Regions from separate parts of the Homo sapiens genome. Here region 1 is linked to region 2. Evidence: read pairs that join two places in POLR2A ChIA-PET (ENCODE). Cell type or tissue: HepG2. All regions are shown on one strand. Each heading gives the region's core, and the rest is flanking DNA. Links, peaks and the distances in the headings are about the cores only.

Region 1 (9,599 bases), core at 999-8,998, 150 kb after region 2:
AAAAAATAATTAATAAGCAACTTTTCATCATTATTTTCTGAGGTTAATTATTACCCTAAGAAATCAATTTCAATTTCTTCAGTTTGAAAGACTCATTTGTGATGGGGTGTTTCCAAAAAGAGAGTTAGTTAAATGCTATATGGAAGCCTTCATTCCCTAAAGAAAATGCCTCTGCTGCTGGCAGTGATTTATCCAGAGCTGTCTCACCCATTTATGCCCCATGCCAGGAGAATGTATGGAAAATGTAATAGAGCTATTAGAATCCAGTGTAGTAGATTGGTAATAGTAAGGAACAACAGTTGTCTTCACATTGTTAAAATAAAAGTGAGATACCCTTTAATCTTCGCAAAGGGAAATAACTCTTCTGCTAACCCTCCTGCCCAACCTGAGATGAAGTATCAGGGGATGCAGTATGGATGTATTTTCCTGACGATTGGTCCTTCTGTCCTGGGACCCAGGTGTGAGTGCATAGGGAAAAGGGAGGAGAAATTTAATCCTGTAACTATCTCCTTATGGAAAACAGGAAACCACAGATGAATCAAATGAATCCGTTTCCCCTCTTTCTGATCCTCTGCAAAAGTCATCAAAATCACTCTGTTCTCACCAGGCAACTGGAGTTTCGTCAGCTGAGTCTAGAGTGTTCCAGGCAGTTACAGCTAATCATGGCAGGCTCTACCCAACTGGGGGAACAATTTAGCTGTTGTGGGATTTCCCTTTAAATTAAATATGTTCTTCAGGTACAGTTTTTTAAAACCAGTTTTTCTCCCCCACTTTTAACCTACTTTATCGTCCATTGCTGGGCCTAGAATTGCATGTCCATTGGCATGGCTGACGTTATATATAAATATTTGGAATTGTAGTTGTAATGATAGATATTATATATATTTCACATGTTTTAAGATTAACATATTAACAGTTTGTGATATTCAACAAAGAATGCAATAACTTCTGCGAAACAGGTAAGAGAAACAACCAGTCACTTGATCTGGATATTGAGACGTTACCTGTAGGATATGTATTAGGCTGTTCTTGCACTGCTGTAAAGAAATGCTTGAGACTGGGTAATTTATAAGAAAAGAGGTTTAATTGGCTCACAGTTTTGTAAGTGGTACAGGAAGCATAGCGGCTTCTGCTTCTGGGGAGGCCTCAGGAAACTTACAATCATGGCAGAAGGCAAAGAGAGAGCAGCAGGTGACATGGTGACAGTGGGAAGTGACAGAGCGTGGGGTGGGGGTGGGAGGTGCCCCACTTTTAACCCTTTTCCTGTTTAGGAAAAAAAAAGCGCAGCTCACTGCCAGCGCTCATTTAATTTTACATAAACATGCTCTTTGAAGCTGAAGCAAATGTGACCGATTTTCAAAGTGATAATAAAATATAAAAACAGTTCTTGGAAATATTTCTGAACAGAACTAACATCAGAATCATCTGAATCATCAGAATTGTGTATTTTGGAAAAATCGGATTCATCAAATGAATCTTCAGCCAACAACTGTTCGAGAATTATGTTAACATCACATGCAGGAATGCTACATTTTCTCGGATTTGACATTTTCAGTGATGGAGAACTATTATATTTTGTAAATGGAAATACCACTACTAAAAACAGAAGGCTATAAATAGAACGATATCCTTCGTTTCCAAAGTCGATATGCTAGAGTGATGTGAAAAAAATAATAAAAGCGAGATATTTCATGGCAAAGCGATCTCAGGGTAAACACTGCACACCAGTAAGTATTCTTGGGGCAAATGGGAAAAGGGTTAAAATGACCAGATCTCCAGAGATCTCACTCACTATGGTGAAGACAGCGCCAAGCCATGAGGGCTCCGCCCCAGTGATTCAAATACCTCCCATTACGGACATGTTTCAACATGAGATTTGGGCGGGGACAAATATCCAAACTATATCAGGATCCCAGCAGACTGGGTGGGTGGAGGTTCAGGGATATCTGGGAAGGACTAAGAATAGCTTTTTCTTTTAGTAGATCAGGAGTTTCCTCTTACACACAAAAAGCTCCAAATTTAAACTAGCTTAAGAGGAAAGGGTCATTACTGGCTGACAAAATGCGAAGTTTTGTGCAAGAGTCAGCAAAGTTTCTCTGTGATGGGATATTTAATAAATATTTTGGGGCCTTGTAGTGTTTGTTGCCAACTACTCAACTCTGCCCTCATAGTGCGAAAACAGGCATAAACGACATGTAAAGGAGCAGGCATGGCTGCGAGAAACTTTATTTATGGATACTGGAATTTGAATTTCATATACATTTTCATGTGTCACAAAATATTATTCTTTCCCCCCCGCCCCCAACCATTTAAAAATGTGAAGCATTTTTAGCCTGTGTGCTGTATAAGAACACAGCCGTGTTTGGCCCAGCGGTTATAGTTTGCCAACCCCTGCTTAGAGTCTAGCTTTATTCAGAGCTTAAATATGTCATCGAGGTCCCCTCTTTATTTAATCCCTTAGTTTTGATGATCTTTTATGGGTTATATTCTTCAAAGGGAAAATTCTCTCCAAATGGGGCTGCCACTGGCAGACGAGCACTGTCCCATCTTGGCTTGTTCCCCCAGTGACAAGAAGCTGTTTTCCCCACTACCCTTGGCCCAAAAGCCACAGGGAGAACCAGGATTGGCCTAGTTTTAGGCAGACACCTATCCCTGAATCAGTCATGTCCCCGGATGATGCGGTTCTCTGCAGCCTGGGCAGTCAAGGCTGGAGATAATTCTCTGCTTCTCCACGGAGTCTGAGAGGCCCCGTTCCCTAATGGTAAAATGAGGTCCAATTTTGCAAAAGGAGGCACCTGGGGAAACATTCTGGACACACAAATCTATAGCTTCTACCGTCAATCTGCTATGATCCTTTTATGGTTCTGACGTTGCAATTTTATTTTTGCATGTTTCTAGAGACATCAGGAGGGGATCTTTTCGGGATGTGGCTTCAAAAAGGAGCCTGTTGGATGGTCTCTTACTAGTGGTCAGCAAAGAACAGTTCTTTTGTAAATTGCACTGCATTAAGAGCATTCCTGTTTCCATCTCATTGATACCTGCCTTGCGTTCTGTTACCTGGAAGCACAGGTCAAGGTAGTCTTCTTGTTCCACTGATTTGATGGGGGTCAGGATGCTTTCAGAAAGGAAGTGAGAAGAGTGGCTTAGAACAGGGAAAATGTGGCCGGGCGCAGTGGCTCACGCCTGTAATCTCAGCACTTTGGGAGGCCTAGGTGCGCAGATTACAAGGTCAGGAGATTGAGGCCAGGCTGGCCAATGTGATGTGAGACCCCATGTCTACTAAAAATACAAAAAATTAGCCGGGAGTGGTGGTGTTCGCCTGTAGTCCCAGTTACTCAGGAGGCTGAGCCAGGAGAATCGCTTGAACCTCGGAGGTGGAGGTTGCAGTGAGCCGAGATCGTGCCGTTGCACTCCAGCCTGAGTGACAAGAGCAACACTCCATCTCAAAAAAAAAAAAAAAAAAAAAAGGACAGGGAAAATGTCCAGGAAGGATGTGGCTTAGCTGAAGATCAGCTTCAGCTTGATCCCACGGGAAGCTCTGGAGGGTGAATTGTACAGCAGAGTTGGTCCTGACTGAGACCAGGGCCTGGCTGACCTATGGCAGTCAGCGATGAGCCAGTGTCTGCTGGGGAAGAGGGCGGCGTGGACATAGCCTCTCAAGTGGGGCAGGAAGGGGTAGCTGTGAGATACTAGCTAATTCTTACAGCTTCTGGGTTCACCAGCCCGGCAGGAGAATCTGGGTTGAGGAGGCAACATGACAACGTGCCTACCTTCACCAGAGAGACTGCTGTCAAAAATCACTCCATCCATGCAAGGAGGAACGATGCAGACACAGAAATTCTCTGCTGTGAGGGCCAGCACTGTAGTATTTACTGACCTGCTCCCCACTCCACACCTCCAAGTGCAGGTGTACAGACTGACATCAAACCTTTCATCCCGCCCTCGGCCTCATACCTGCTTTCCACTCTGTGACCTATTTACTTCGATGGAGTCATTTTCAAATAACTTTTGTTTAGTGAAACTCAAGGCTTTTCAGGATGCTGTGCTAATGTCTTCCTTTTTTAATTGAGTAAATATATTATACACAGCTGGGTAGGTTGTTTCCTTGCTGGCCTTACTGCTACAATTTGAAAACGGATACAGTTTTCTTTAACTCACATAGGATGAATGTGGCATTTATTCCTGGTTTCCTGTGGCTCTCCTCCTTTAGAAAACGTATTTACATGGACGTTTTTGAAGCACTTCTTAAGACATCGAAAAATTAAAAAAGAAAAAAAAAAAGAAGAAAAATCTCTTTTCCCTCCCCCAAACAATGGTTACATAGTGACAACAGTGGGTTGAGCTAAATTCAGCTACGTCAAGGAAGAGCAATAAAAGGAGATGGATTGTTCTCTAAGCTTCACTTTATTGGATATTGTAATTGACATATAGTTGTCATTTATAATCATCTGTCCATTCCTGTGAGGTGGGAGCAGTAAAGTTAATTGTGGCAGCTCATTTGCATTAATCTCACCTCTGAAGGGTACAGTAACCCATTAATATCACGTCATGATGAATTATCACAAATAACATTGAACATATTGATTAATGATCTCTGAGATTTGTATCTCGTTAAAACATTTTGTTAGCTCTTTAAACTTTTAAGCCAACAACCATTGCGTGTAGGAGGGGTTTAGAGATCATCTGAGAGGTGGTGGTGGGTGGTGGTGTACTTTGTAGGGTCACTGGTTTAAGGGGTTGGACAACCCGTTCCCATCTGATTTTCCTCTTCTTCGGGAGCCAAGTACTTTTTGTTGGTAACTTCCGTCTACTTTTTGCAGGATAGTGGTTTCTTCAAAACAGTGGCTTCTTTGATTGTAAGGTGGCTCCGATTCTCAAATGGAATGATTTTCTTAAGATTTTTAAAAATTACCCCTTCAACACCTTAAGTGCTGGCTTTCTGAACCTCTTGCCCACCTAGGCATGCCTGCTACTTTGAAGTGGCAAGAGTTATCTTTGTCTATTACATCAGCATTCCTAAACTTACATGTTAACATAAACATGGAGCTCAGAGGAAATGTGTTGTTTGAGATGAACCATCGTTTCAAATGTCACTTACTTCTTGTTTTATAAAGTATCATTACTCTTTTCTTGGACACAGTCTCATCTTTGAGGTGTTTGCAGATTTTATCTCCTGTGGACATTTCTACAAAATCAATCAACAAACTTGAGCAGAGAAATCATCATACTAGCCACACACACTCTGCAGGCATTAATAAAATAATAGTAAATTCTCTTTAACCAAGTCCTTTGCAGAATTTCCTGGTAGAAGTTTAAATGCAATAGATGCAGTAAAGAAAAGGGTTGGCTTAAGAGTTGACTTACAAAGCTTGGTCCTAACAGCTTTTTCCTTTATCTGTTTCAAGAGTCATACGATATTTGATCTTTCAAACTTACGTATTTCTTCCATTATGTTTAGTATTAGTTTCGTTTTCTCAAGATACATATTTAACAACTAGCAAAATGTTGGAAGCGGTCTCCTCTGCTGTCTATTTAGGGAAAATGGAACTGATCTTTCTGAAATAGGCATGCATGTAATGATGATGTCATTAATGCTTGGCTAGCTGGTGGACTTAAACCCAGAGGGCACTTCTGAAAAGGGGCAAAGTGCATCTGCTTCTGCTTTGTTTATAGACTGTCAGCCTTGGATCTGTCACTCCCTCAGAAGGGAAGGATTGAGGCCAGGCAAGGTGGCTCACATCTATAATCCCAGAACTTTGGGAGGCGAGGTGGGAGGATCACTTGAGGCCAGGAGTTCGAGACTACCCTGGGCAACACAGTGAGACCCTGTCTCTACTAAAAAAAGAGAAAACAAAATTAACCGGGCTGGGTGGCACCCACCTGTAGTCCTTTGGAGGACTACTTGGGAGGCTGAGGCAGGAGGATCACTTGAGCCCAGAAGTTCAACATTATAGTGAGCCACTGTACTCCAGCTGGGTAACAGAGTGAGACCCTGTCTCTGAAAAATAAAAACTAAAAAAAAAATTAAGTTAGAAGGGAGGGATTACGACCCTCATGTGTATCAAGAAACAAGCTCCATGAAGCCCCATAGGATGGCTCAGCACCAGAACGAGGTCTGACTGTTAAGCAAAGTCAAGTGCATGATGGCTGAACATTGCTGGGGGAAGATTTTGCAATTATGCATTGTTTGTGCCTTTAGCCAGTAGGTAAGGACAGTGGTACCATTCTGACGGACTCTCGGATGCTTGGTTTTATGGAGGGATCTTAAAACAGTAATCGGCCCATATGTGCAGCAACCTTTGCGCCTAAATAGCTGAGGACAAAGTAGGTTGCTTACTTCAAGAGCCCTTCCCTTTCTCTTCTTTGTCAGGCCTGTAATGTTCCTCACCCACTGAGTATTTAATATCTGTGTTTTCACATCAAAGAACAAGCTTTCTGTCTCCCAGGATAGTATCTTGTAAAGCCAGCCTCTTTATTACTTCACCAGTTTTAAGGCTTTATTACTTGCGACCTAAAGCCTGCTAGTGAATTATGCATGTTAGAACTCACAGCACCGTCTCTGCCCACTCTTTTGCCACCTTTTTGGGGGTCCAAAAAGTACAAGGCGAGATCGACGTGTGTTCATTCCCATCCATGGTATTAATCCTTATTCATTTAAAAAAATCTGCTAACGGAAATATTTCCATTCAGCTCATTAATCAATTGTGATTTTCATTCCCTTGTTTTGTAAAAGCTGTTGCAATAAATACTTTTTTCACAAGGCGAAAATCCAAGAGATGGATGCAGCCAGCGTAATTAATTGCACCCAGTTACAGGAGATCAGCAAGTTTGTGAGATTCACATGCTGCTGTACCATATGGTTGCCCAGTGGGCGAAAAATTTGATTAATGTTTTGAAGTAGATTTTTTTCAGCAAATATTGCAGCCCCAGATGAGGTGGGGGTTGTCCCCCCCTTTTACTTTCTAGTATTGTTAGACTTAGCTGAAGGAAACAATCCTCTGATTTAAAGCTTAATAATACTGTGATTCAGTGAAAACTTAACATGCGATAAAAATTACATTTCTCTCATCTCTTGTGGATACAGAAAAATAATACATGATGTCTTCGTTTGTAATTAAGGAAAATGTGATCGTTGGATTCTAAAACTTGATTCTTGATTTTTTTTTTCCCCTAAGAAATGGAACTGTGGTTTTCACTGATGCACTTTTGGTATGATTTATAAGTAGTATATTTGGGCAGACTCTTCATACTCAAAGCAGTAAAAAATAAAATAAAATAAAATACAATGAATCCACAAACAGCTTCTTCTTCATTATGTACCCTATACCTATTAGAGCATCATAAAATATAACTATATGAGTATCATAGAAAAGTTAAAGCTGTCTCTACTCTGTTATGCTAAGATATATTAGTTTCATAACCACTCAATATATTCATAGTTAATTTATCCTTTATTTTAAAAAAATGTCCTGCAGATTTTAAAATCAATTTTATAGTTTCTTTTCTGTTTTTAGTTAGAAAGTTCATTTTATCTTAGCAGCTCCTTGTCATACTGGGCACCCATTCTCTTAGGATGCTGCCCTTCTGACTTTTTTCTCCAATACCTGGGAGGGAATTAGCCATTTGGTAATACAACGGGACAAGCTTATGGTAGGTCTGACCTCAGCATTCAGAAAAACAATGTGAAATTTGTAATATGTGTCAGAACTGGCAATCAACGCCATAAGGACAATAAAATAAAATACATTTCTCCACTTTAGTAAATGAGGCTTCATGCTTCCTATGGCATAACTTTTTTGTTGTTGTTGTTTTTTCTTTTCTTTGAAACGGTTTTAAATTTCTAATTGCCTAAGCAATCTATGACACTCCTTCAATCTTAATGTCTGTTGAAATGAACTAGCATCTCAAGCAGTTGGAGCATCATCTTTAACTAGACATCAACCTGGTTTTGAATCCTTTGAGTTTTGGCAAATAGAAAATTCATCCAGGGCCACAAAAAATATCTATAATTTTGACCCAGTTGTAGTCTAGAGAGATACTTAGTTCAAAAAGAATTGTGTTATCGTCATCAAGCAAAACAACAGTATATGCTATCATCTCTGAGATGTCACACGATTATTGCTTTTTTTTTCCTTTTAAATTTTTTCTTTGTGTCTAAAGCAGTTTAAGAGCTCTAAGTGTGCTCTGTTTTCTGATGGCTTAACAAGGGACTGGCTCAATCAAAATAGAGAAGGAAAGGACGGAGACCAGGCCAAAACGGCCATCTCCTCTGATTTTCGATTCATGATATAAATTTTTAAACAAAAAAGTTACAGTGTTTTTGGTACTTTCACTAGGCTTCTAATTTTTTTTCCTAAACTTAAAAAAATTTTTTTAAGATCAATTATGTAATAATTAGCCACAAAGGCACAAGAACTGTTTCAGTAGTGGCCTGTTTTAATGTTCCATTCTGAAGAAACTGGTACAGCCTTTCTTTCCTGAGTTTGAGCTGAAACTCTCTCTTTCCCTTTTATCAGGTCGCTCAAAACAGATTTTTAGAGTGAAGCAGTTTTAGGGACAACATTTAGGAGAAACATTTCCCTAAGATTCCCTAACATTTTTTTCTTTAATTTAGCCATTTCTAATGAATATTTTTTAACTGTGCAATTTAAGTAATGATTTTTTTAATGCCTGCTACCTTCAAGACACTTCGTGTGGTCACCTCCAATTATAGACTAGGTTTTTAAATGAAAAACGGAAACACTTTTAAATTTTTATTTAATATGGCCGGTGAAACATGAACAATATATGATCAGTTGGCAGGAGACAGTGTGATGAATTATTTATGAGTTTACTTTTTTTTTTTTTTTTGCTTTAACAGCACATACATATATGAAATTCATTACCAAGTGATAGGACGGGTAACCCAGAGGTTCTGATGAGGGCCAGGACCTCATGGTCATAAAAGTAACATTAGACCTATTCCTAGTAATTTGATCTAGGTTGGCCTGATTTTTGTTGTGGTGGCAGTGGTGGCTGTGGTTGTCAATTTAATGGAATGTATTTGGAAAGAGCAAGCTTCTTCCCAATGCAGTGTTTTCCCTGCAAAGGAGAAGAAATATATTTCTTGCCTCTCTTTCCTTAGTCCTGTGTGCTTCCCCTTGATTTCACCAGGACAATTTTATACCAATCCCTTGTATTTTAGAAGAGCCTGATACATTTGCAAGGTCTCTCTTTATATTCCTGAATTTTGCATCCCTAGACATCATCCTTTTTGAGAGAGAAAATTCCGAGTGTCAGTTTTCCTTTATCGGAACCTCCTTTTATTTGAACTAACCACAATGGGTCATAATTTATAGGCCCAGTCAGCGCATCATTGCTCAGATAGAGTCATTTACCTACAAGTATCCATCAGTTAGGTGGGGGCTGCTAGATTTTTTAAGTGGAAAAAAATCCAAACAGGTTCAGGAAGAAGAAGAAAAAATCATCCTGGGGGCAGAAGAACAACAACAAAAAATTTTCCTTGGGGCCTTCCAATTTGAGATTGTTGAGTGTTGCCAAGCAAAACTAACACGCAGTGGGAAGGTTCTGCTTTTCTCACAAATTCTCGGTTAACACAA
Region 2 (9,599 bases), core at 450-8,449:
TTGAAACCCTAATCTTAAGGTCATGGTATTTGGACATGGTTGTGTCCCCACTGAAATCTCATCTTGAACTATAGTTCCCATGATCCCCATGTCTTGTGGGAGGGACCCGGTGGGAGATAATTGAATCATGCTGTTCTCACGATAATGAGTGAGTTCTCATGAGATCTGATGGTTTTATAAGGGGCTTTCTTCCCTTTTGCTTGGCACTTCTCTTACTGCTGTCATGTGAAGAAGGACGTGTTTGCTTCCTCTCCTGCCATGATTGTAAGTTTCCTGAGGTCTCCCCAGCCACGTGGAACTGTGAGTCAATTAAACCTCTTTCCTTTATAAATTTCCCAGTCTTCGATATGTCCTTATAGCAGCATGAAAACAGACTAATACAGGGGCCTCTGGGAGGTGATTAGATCATGAGGGTGGAGCCCTCATAAGTAAGATTTGTGCCCTGATGAGAAGAGGATAGAAAGGTAGCTAACTTTCCTTAAGCTATGTGAATGTGAGAACACAGTGGGAAGGCAGCCATCTGTAACTAGTAGGAGGGCCCTCCCCAAGAACGTGACCATGCTGCCACCTTGACCTTGGACTTTAAGCCTCCAGAACTGTGTTAAAGAAATGTCTGCTATTTAAGCCACTCGGTCCATGATATTTTGTTGCTGCAGCTTCAGCTGACTATGGCTTATGTCTATCAAGGAACATAGTTGCACTGAGGTTGAACAGAGCTGTTCCTATAGGCTGACCCCCTGTAGGCAGGCACAGGCTATTTTCCATGGTCAGTTTACCTGCCTGCTTCCTGTAGAGGCTTGAGCTTGGTTTAGAGTCTGCAATGAAAACTGTGTGATGATATTGGACTCACTGGCTCATAGCCACTGCCACGCCCTTATTCAGTCTTTTGTGCAATTAACAAACATTTATTGACTACTGAGTACCAGGTGCTAAGACTTCAGTGTAGAAACAGGCAGGGTCCCTGCCCTTGTGGAGGATACAAAACACACCAAAATGCAGTCAGCTTCACTGAATGACAGAGATATGATCTGAGAAGTGTGTCAGGCAGTGTCATCGTTGTGCAACCCTCATAGGATGTACTTACAAATCCTACGTGGTATAACCCATTATACACAGAGGCTGTATGGGATAGCCTGTTGCTTCCAGGCTGCAAACTTGTATAGCATGGTACCGAACTGAATACTATAGGCAGTCATAACACAATGGTAAGTATTTGTGTATCTAAACACAGAAGTGGTACAGTAAAAATACAGTGTTGTAATCTTATGGGACCGCCGTTGTATCTGCACTCCATTGTTGACCAATGTGTTGTTATGCAGTGTGTGACTGTACCAGCAGCTTGATCTTTGTGCTTCTAGAGAACATTTAAATTGATTCGCTTTTGTGAGACAGGGTCTTGCTCTGTTACCCAGGCTTCAGTGCATCAGCGTGATCATAGCTCACTGTAGCCTCTCCCTCCTGGGCCAAGTGATCCTCTCACCTCAGCCTCCTGAGTAGCTTGGACTACAGGCATGCACCACCATTCCTGGCTAATTTCTTTTGTATTTTTAATAGAGATGAGGTCTTGCTATGTTGCCCATGCTGGTCTTGAACTCGTGGGCTCAAGCAGTACACTTGCCTCAGCCTCCCAAAGTACTGGGATTACAGGTGTGAGCCACCACATCTGGCGAAACTCTGGGTAGTTTCTAATTATTTCTGTATTTCTATTTGTATTTAAAAGTACAGGATACTAAAATGTTTTTTTTTTCTTTTTTGAGATGGAGTCTCACTCTGTCGCCCAGGATGGAGTGCAATGGCCCGATCTTGGCTCACTGCAACCTCCACGTCCCAGGTTCAAGCGATTCTCCTGCCTCAGCCTCCTGAGTAGCTGGGATTACAGGTGTGTGTGCCACCACGCCCAGCTATTTTTTTTGTATTTTTAGTAGAGATGGGGTTTCACCATGTTGGCCAGGACGGTGTTGAACTCCTGACCTCGTGATCCTCCTACGTCGGCCTCCCAAAGTGCTGGGATTACAGGCGTGAGCCACCGCGCCTGGCAAGGATTTTTTTTTTTTCATACTTGAGGAAACATCTAACAGCAAATATGTTCTTATAAGTTAAAAAGAACTTTTGCTATTTTGAATGACACTCTCATTAAGTCTTACTACTAGTCTCTGATTTTTCTTTTTTCTTTTTCTTTTTCTTTTTTTTTTTTTTTGAGACAGAGTCTCACTCTGTCGCCCAGGCTGGAGTGCAGTGGTGCTATCTTGGCTCACTGCAAGCTCCACCTCCCGGGTTCACGCCATTCTCCTGCCTCAGCCTCCCGAGTAGCTGGGACTACAGGTGCCCGCCACCACGCCCGGCTAATTTTTTTGTATTTTTTAGTAGAGACGGGGTTTCACCGTGTTAGCAAGGATGGTCTTGATCTCCTGACCTCGTGATCTGCCCACCTCAGCCTCCCAAAGTGCTGGGATTACAGGCGTGAGCCACCACGCCCGGCCTTGATTTTTCTTAACCTTTATTTCCAATTATGCATCTTCTGAGTAACTATAAAGAAAAGCAAAATCTACAGTAGGTATGGAGTGAGTGCAGAGTCACCATCAGCTTGAACAAATGTGTGTATCTGTGGTCAAGTTTAATTGCTTCTTCTGTAATTTATATTAATCACGCTTCCATTGCTTGCCTTTTGTTAATACGTATGCGGCCATGTGATGATTTTTTAAAAGGTCATCCAGTATCTTGATGTCCAGTCCATGCTTATAACCTGAGCAGTTTATGTACTCTTGAGATGGTATGTGCTAAAAATGAGTAGCTAGTCTGAGTGGCAGCCTTACCCATTTTATTTTGTGGGCAGATTTCTTTTACAGTTCTGGCTGGGTTTCTTTTAGTTGGCTTCTTTGCTTTGCTCCTGTTACGACTTAGCCCTGTAGCTCTGGGCTCTTCGATTCTCACGTGCTGATGGTGTAGCTGAGCTCTGCTAATGCTGGTTATTAATCTGACAATCTATACCAGGGAGGTTTTATAATTGCCATAATTCTTATTTGCTCCATTCCATTTCCCAGCTTCTCAAATGGGGTGGCAGCTGCAAAGCACAGTATTTGAACATGAAGTAGAGAATCGTCACTTCAGCTTATGATTTTACATTCTGTCAAGGCTGCAGGGAAAGCGGTCATGTTTCTGGATGGTATTTGGATCTACAAATTCCAAGCAAACTTTTTACTTCTTATTATGTAAAATGGAAGGGTTAGCCAAATTAAGATCTCACCATCAACCTTGAGGGAGTGACTTCTACATGCCGTGTATTACTGGTTATAAAGCTAGTCTTGTTTGGATTGAAGAATTTAATCATATTTAACTTTTCAAAGGATGCTTTTTAAAAAACCTTATCCGCGTGTTATGTTTAAACTGAGAAGTACCTGAAAGTGAAAATTTTATTTATTTTTACTTTTTTTGAAAGATGGAGTCTTGCACTGTCACCCAGGCTTGAGTGCAGTGGCTCAATCTCGGCTCAGTGCAAGGTCCACCTCCTGGGTAAAGGAGATTCTCCTGCTTCAGCTTCCCAACTAGCTGGGACAACAGGTGTGTGCCACCACGTCCAGCTAATTTTTGTATTTTTATTAGAGACGGGGTTTCACCATGTTGGCCAGGCTGGTCTTGAACTCCTAACCTCAAGTGATCTGCCCGCCTTGGCCTCCCAAAGTGCTGGGATTACAGGCTCACGCCACCATGCCTAGCTGATTTTTGTATTTTTAGTAGAGATGGGGTTTCACCATGTTGGCCAGGCTGGTCTGGAACTCCTGACCTCAGGTGATCCACCCGCCTCGGCCTCCCAAAGTAGTGGAATCACAGACATGAGCCACCATGCCTGGCCTGAAATAATTTCAAATTAACCCCTGAGGAACAAATGCTCATGACTTTCAATGAATAGAAAAATCAGACTGCTAGAACCTCCAGACTGCATGTCATGCGTAGAAGTAGAATCCTGGGGAAGCTAGCTCACAAAAGCAAGGGAGATACCTGCAAGGCTGAGCTGAGCTTGCAAGGGAAGAAAAATATTAGAGAGTTGTCACATTTAGAAATAAGTGATTCCAAATTTACAGTCAATGGACTGTAGATGCCTTCCATCTTCTTAAGAGATTTTGTGCCTCTTGCACAGGTATTATCCCTAAGATGTGTTTTCTTCAATGTACCTAGACTGTTTCCTTAAAGAATTGCTTTTGTATGGTACGGCTCTATGTGTCTGTGTTTCTCATGTTGGTTAGGAGAACTAACCCTTGTGACGAATAAGAAATGGCAAACATTGTTAATGTTGACTTTACTAGTTGCTCAAATATTAGCATTGGATTTTAGAGTCAACATGCTAGCAGGATGGCTTTATTTTAAAACCATGTGATAGAAAGCTATCTGCTATTATTGATAGCATTTCTGGATGGCTGTCAGAAGTCTTTCTTTAGAAATTTAACCATATTTTTAATGGTGGGCATTGCAGTCAACAATAGTACAGACTTTGCAAAGACTATTTTTTTTTTTGGGTGCAGTGAATACTTCGCAATGCCTGCTGAATTTTACCTATTCTGTAAGTCTTTTTGGGAACCGTTGAGCCCCTCTTCTCTTAGTTGCCTTTAGCCTTTGTTTTTATTATGACAATTGGTATGAAATTTTTCCTTTTCATTACTTCTTTTATTCAGAGCACACCTCTGGCTTATCTCTTCATTCTCTGTTTAGTTTCATATTTTACTTTAATTTCTGTACATCAATATCTGCCATTATAGTATTTAAGCTCTTGGAAACATCAGGCATTTGTTAACTTGTTGAGAAAATAAAGCACTCCACTGTTGTTATGAGCTGCTTATGGCAAGTGAAAAACTCACAATATTTGGCCAAACTTGGGATCATTTAGGTGTTGTTTGCAATTAATGGCAGGAGATATTTTCCTTGTTGTTAAGAGTATAACGTTGGTTTTAGAAAGCTTGATCTATGTTTTTCTCCATGTTAGATGTGAAAAGAACCAGGAGAGTGTGAGGATATTGGTAATATTGTCATATGGTGATCCCACTGTGGATAGATACGCAAGAGAGAAAATCCAGAAGAAAGCATTTCACTGAAGCCTGGGGACATTTCTGGTGACAAATGGTGCTGATGGCACAGTGAGAACGGGAGAGGGCAGAAGCAATGCACAGATAGAAAGGGTGTCACCTGCGCATTGAAAAATCCCAGTGCCATAACAATGCAGTCCCTGCAATACAGACAAACCTGACTCCCACCATTCCTGTAAATGAAGATGGGGCCTTGCTGAGAAATAGAGGATGCAGATTCCACCCTCAGGCTTCCCGTCTTGGGATGCAGAGAAAACTCACCCACGTGCAACAACTCAAGAGTCGTTATTTACCTAGCAAAGTGTTCACATGACAGTGTTTGAAATGTACCACGTGCCTTTTCATGTTTAGTTTAGAGCTTGACACTAGAGCTCTACTGTGGTTTACCAAGTGTGAGGGACTATTTCTTTCTGAGAAGGAGGGGAAGCTTTAGTTTCCTTGAATGTCTAATAGAGTCTGAGTTTCCTTTTAGAAGCATAAAAGACGTACAGTAGGCAGAATCTGGATTTTTAACTATACAGTTGCTGAAGTTATCTTCAATTCAAATCTTCTAAATTCAATTTTGTTAATGTTGTTTAGATATTATTATAGAAGCCAGCTTTACTGACTTCTGCACATTTAATCATAGGAGATTCTTCCATTCTGTGAACTTAGATTTCTTTTTTCTATCCATGACATTTATCTAAATCAGGCTTTCTTTTCTTTCTACTAAATTTTTCAATTACCAATAGGCTATGAGAATAATTAGACTGACAGTATTACTGAAAAAAAAACAAAACAACAACAACAAACAACAAAAAAAACACCTTCCACTAAAACTGACTCAAAAAGATAATAGCAGGGAAAATGACATGTCGATCTGTGATTCCTTTTTTACTTGTCAGTCCTTTTGGGAGTTGAACATATAAGCACATGTACCTCTATGTGACTTTTGAGACGTCTAGAATAGAGAATTCACCTTTGTAGCTGGAATTTATTCAGCATGCAAATGTGGGTGGGTGATTGTTTTATAGATGCCTGGTGTTGAATGATGGGCAGTTGTGATAACTATATATAAAATTATATTAAAGTCCAAGAGGTGCTTTTATGAGGCAGGCTGGAAATGGCATCCGATTTTCTTATGGCTTTTTCATGTCCATTTTGATGAATCTATTTATTACTTCTATAATGAGTAGTACACATGGTTGGTTAGCCAAGTTATTGAACTTTATCAACCTTGGCTGAAATTCACAATGCGTGCCAAACTTGTTGTAACATGTAAGAAATTACATCTGGGCTAAAAGGTTCAATAATGATTACTCTTATAATGGAATCTTCTACAAAGCAAGGGATTTCATGATATCCCTATGCTTTTAAAAAATTATTGTGATACAGTGAAACAAGGAAGAACGTGTAGCTGGAAAAATAGTATTTGCTTGTAATATACATTCAGATTCATAACAGGCTTATTTGATTCCCAGGACAGGGTGAGCAAAGGATGCTGTTTCCTGGGTGTCTGCTTTGGTGTTCATTGAGTCATGTCTCTCTCTTTAGACCTTACTGGATCTAGTCTTCATCATGGGGCCTGTGAGCTCTTTCAAATCTAGAGGACAAAACCTAATAAAGTGCTGTCATATCACATCTGTTTATGAGTTTCAAACTGAAATGAAATGTGTAGCCGTGTTATTCTTAAATTACAGAGACTTGAGGAACGTAGAGCTTTTTACTCTCACTAGAGAAATCTAAGCACAGGTTGGTTCGTTAACCTGTAAAGAGATGTTTGGGTTTTAAGAGGTCTATCAAATAACACAGTTTCCCTTTCCCAAGTTACTACCTAACTGAGCAGTAAGACCACCCATTAGGCAAATGGAAGACCAAAACATCACCTGAGTCATTCATGAAGCTGATACTGGAGAATATGTATAGCTGTGTGAGCTGGTGGGCTTTCTAATCCTGACCACCACAATTAGACAGGGTAATGGGTCAGTGCTAGGTCAGGCCAGACCTTCGCAGAGGGCAGACCCCATTCATGCAGCATGTTCAAGACAGTGCAGGAGAGCAGGGTGTGTGCTCTCTGTAAGAGGAGAGGAGAGGCAGAGCTGCGTGTGCCCGGTTCTCAATCCTGGAATTACCATTCACATACCATTCACAACATAAGTTGGATCAGCTCCCTTGAGCAGGAATAAGTGAGTGGCAGAGGGGGTCAGGGATGTTAACGCAAATGGAGATCCCTTCACCCAGAAAGACACATCTGAAATGGAGAAGATGCCTTTTTCCTCCTGCAACCAATAAGAGAGTGATGAAAATTATGACGCCTTGGGAAATAAGACTGCAACGTAAATGTGTGTCCACCCCCTAGTTTTCTTTTGGATTGTGAATCCTCACCCTCCGATAACTAGACGTGCTGTTTTGACGTCTATGCTTTCCAGCTTGCCAATTCTGGGGCCTGGCACAGTATCTTTCACCCCGGAGTCTCAGTTTCCTCATCTGTAAAATGGGAACCATGACGTCAGCATCACAGAGTTGTGAGAATTCGACAAGGTGGAATGAAAGCAACTAGTGTGGTGTCTGACCGCTTGTGTTAGTCCATGAGGAATTTCCTTACGTATTGTTTTGTGTCTAGGACCAAGTTCTTATTTTCTTCTTATGGATGACTTCATATATATGCCGCCACAGAGGGAATTACCGTTTTTCTTTGTAGGTAAAAAGGAGCTGGGTTAAGATGCACCGTCATATGAAACAGGGAAAAAGGGTTTGCTTGGGTTTTAGATTCCTGAAACAGTCTGCTGAGGGATTCTAAAGTTGTTGTGGTCTCTGTTCCACTTTGGGAGTTTGATAAAAATTGGCCTGTTTTATTTGACAGCTCTTAGGTAGTGTGCAAAATTGTCAACAGATAATAAAAGTTTTTTGCAAAGCTATGGCTCTATGTGCTGTACTTGAGCAGTATCCATACTCTTAATAGAATTGATATATGAAAGCAGGTCTTTTTCCTTATCCGTTTAGACCTAAATCTTATCCATAGTGTGTGGATATCACAAACAGCACAAGAGGAAGTGAAAGGAACAGAGTGGGTGAGCAAACCATTGTTCAAAGGAAACAGAACCTCGCTCAAGGAAAATGAGAATTCTTCTGATCAGCTTCTATAATGGATGCAATGAGGAAAGTTGTCTAGCAGACTGTTCTTGGCCAACTGTCTAAATGGCTCGCTGCATCCTCTTCACGAGAGCTGATGGTAGGACTGTAGAAGAGTCACAAAACATCACATGACAACGCCAGTCCCTCTGATAATCCTGCAAGAGCCAGCCCAGTTTTGCTGACAGCACAGTCTGCTGTTTAATTATTGTGTGTTCAATGACTTACCTCTTTTTAGTTTAATTAAAATTATTTCTCAGATTAAGAGCCATGCTATGATGCTTGCCAACGGATATTTAAAACATGTAACTGATTTGTTTTTTATAATGCTTCAGGAGAACTCAGTTGAGCAGTAAAGATGTGCTCGTGATGTGGTTAGCTCAGAATAAGGATGTGAAAACCAAAAGGGAAAGGAGGACAGGAGTGAATCTGGCACTTATCTTTCAGTGGGGCCTGAGTGCAAATTCTTCCTACCTTCCATATGAGAGAATAGGGAAAATTAAAGAATAAATGTCTCTGGGTTTAATGCAACTTTACTAAGGAATGAAAGTCCGATAAGAATCCATATCTTTTGAAAGAAGATTTTTTAAATTCCTTATTTTTCCTTTCTGCATGGTCATAAAACACACTGGGGACAGCCCACCCTGAGAAGTCACCAGGCATCTGCCTGCCTTCAGTAGCAATCACCCAACTGCTGTAGACCGTAATCAAGCTTTCAAGAACCACGTGCAGCACGCTGCGGGAGAGTCCCAGCGAAGTGCTTAATGCGCCACTCCACGGATGTGAGTGGGGAGCAAGTGCTCAAAATGGGGCTTCTGAATTGCAATCATCATTTGGCATCTCTATTACCTACAGCTGCTCAAAGATGTTCCCCCCATGCAACTGTTTCTTGCAACTCCTAACATTTGCAACGAGGCCTCTGATGCAGACAACCCGTTTATACCTCTGGGTGGTTGAAACCTTCATGGTTTGTTGTAAAGAAAGGTACACAGTCCCACCAATCAGACCGTATCTAGAATATTACGTTCATTTAGGGGTGGCGCATAGACAGGCTAAAGGATGGCAAAGTCATTGGGTCATGTCCTAGGAGCAACCCTTAAAGGAAGAGTGAATGGCTGGTTAGTTGGTAGAAGAAAAGATTTATGTAAATTAGTTCTCTCAGTAGCTATCTAGGAGAGAGATAATCCTAGCTTTCTTCAAGGGACAGAACCAGGACCAATGGACAAAATCTGCAAGGAGGCAGCATTTAACTGATTAGAATTGTCGGGGGTGGGGTTGGCGAGAGGGTGTTGCTTTTCTAATGATTCACATTGTATAAAAAGCAGACAGTAGGTCTGGCACTGTTGGCTCATGCCTGTAATCCCAGTACTTTGGGAGGCCAAGGCAGGTGAATCATGAGGTCAAGGGTTCAAG

The links. ChIA-PET counts read pairs that join two places held together with the same protein. Peaks named below come from ENCODE experiments on the same cell type or tissue, not always from the same donor. Only the 100,000 strongest peaks of a DNase experiment are listed, where the experiment ranks them.
Region 1: POLR2A ChIA-PET joins it to region 2 with 6 read pairs; 1 of 35 experiments calls an interaction of 5 or more read pairs at or near these places.

What each region holds. Positions count from the first base shown.
Region 1 is chr16:78,279,434-78,289,032 of GRCh38, forward strand. All of the region lies in intron 5 of WWOX (WW domain containing oxidoreductase), which reads left to right. Among named protein-coding and RNA genes, the nearest start is that of WWOX-AS1, 42 kb to the left of the region's middle. RefSeq lists an enhancer at 8,435-8,604. In HepG2, for the core only: no CTCF peak of the experiment used is centred there; a DNase peak (open chromatin) is centred at 5,648.
Region 2 is chr16:78,129,846-78,139,444 of GRCh38, forward strand. The region is part of intron 4 of WWOX (WW domain containing oxidoreductase); the gene reads left to right. Among named protein-coding and RNA genes, the nearest start is that of WWOX, 35 kb to the left of the region's middle. RefSeq lists enhancers at 5,023-5,192, 8,666-8,835. In HepG2, for the core only: a CTCF peak has its summit at 5,136; DNase peaks (open chromatin) are centred at 1,326, 4,276, 5,166 and 5,396.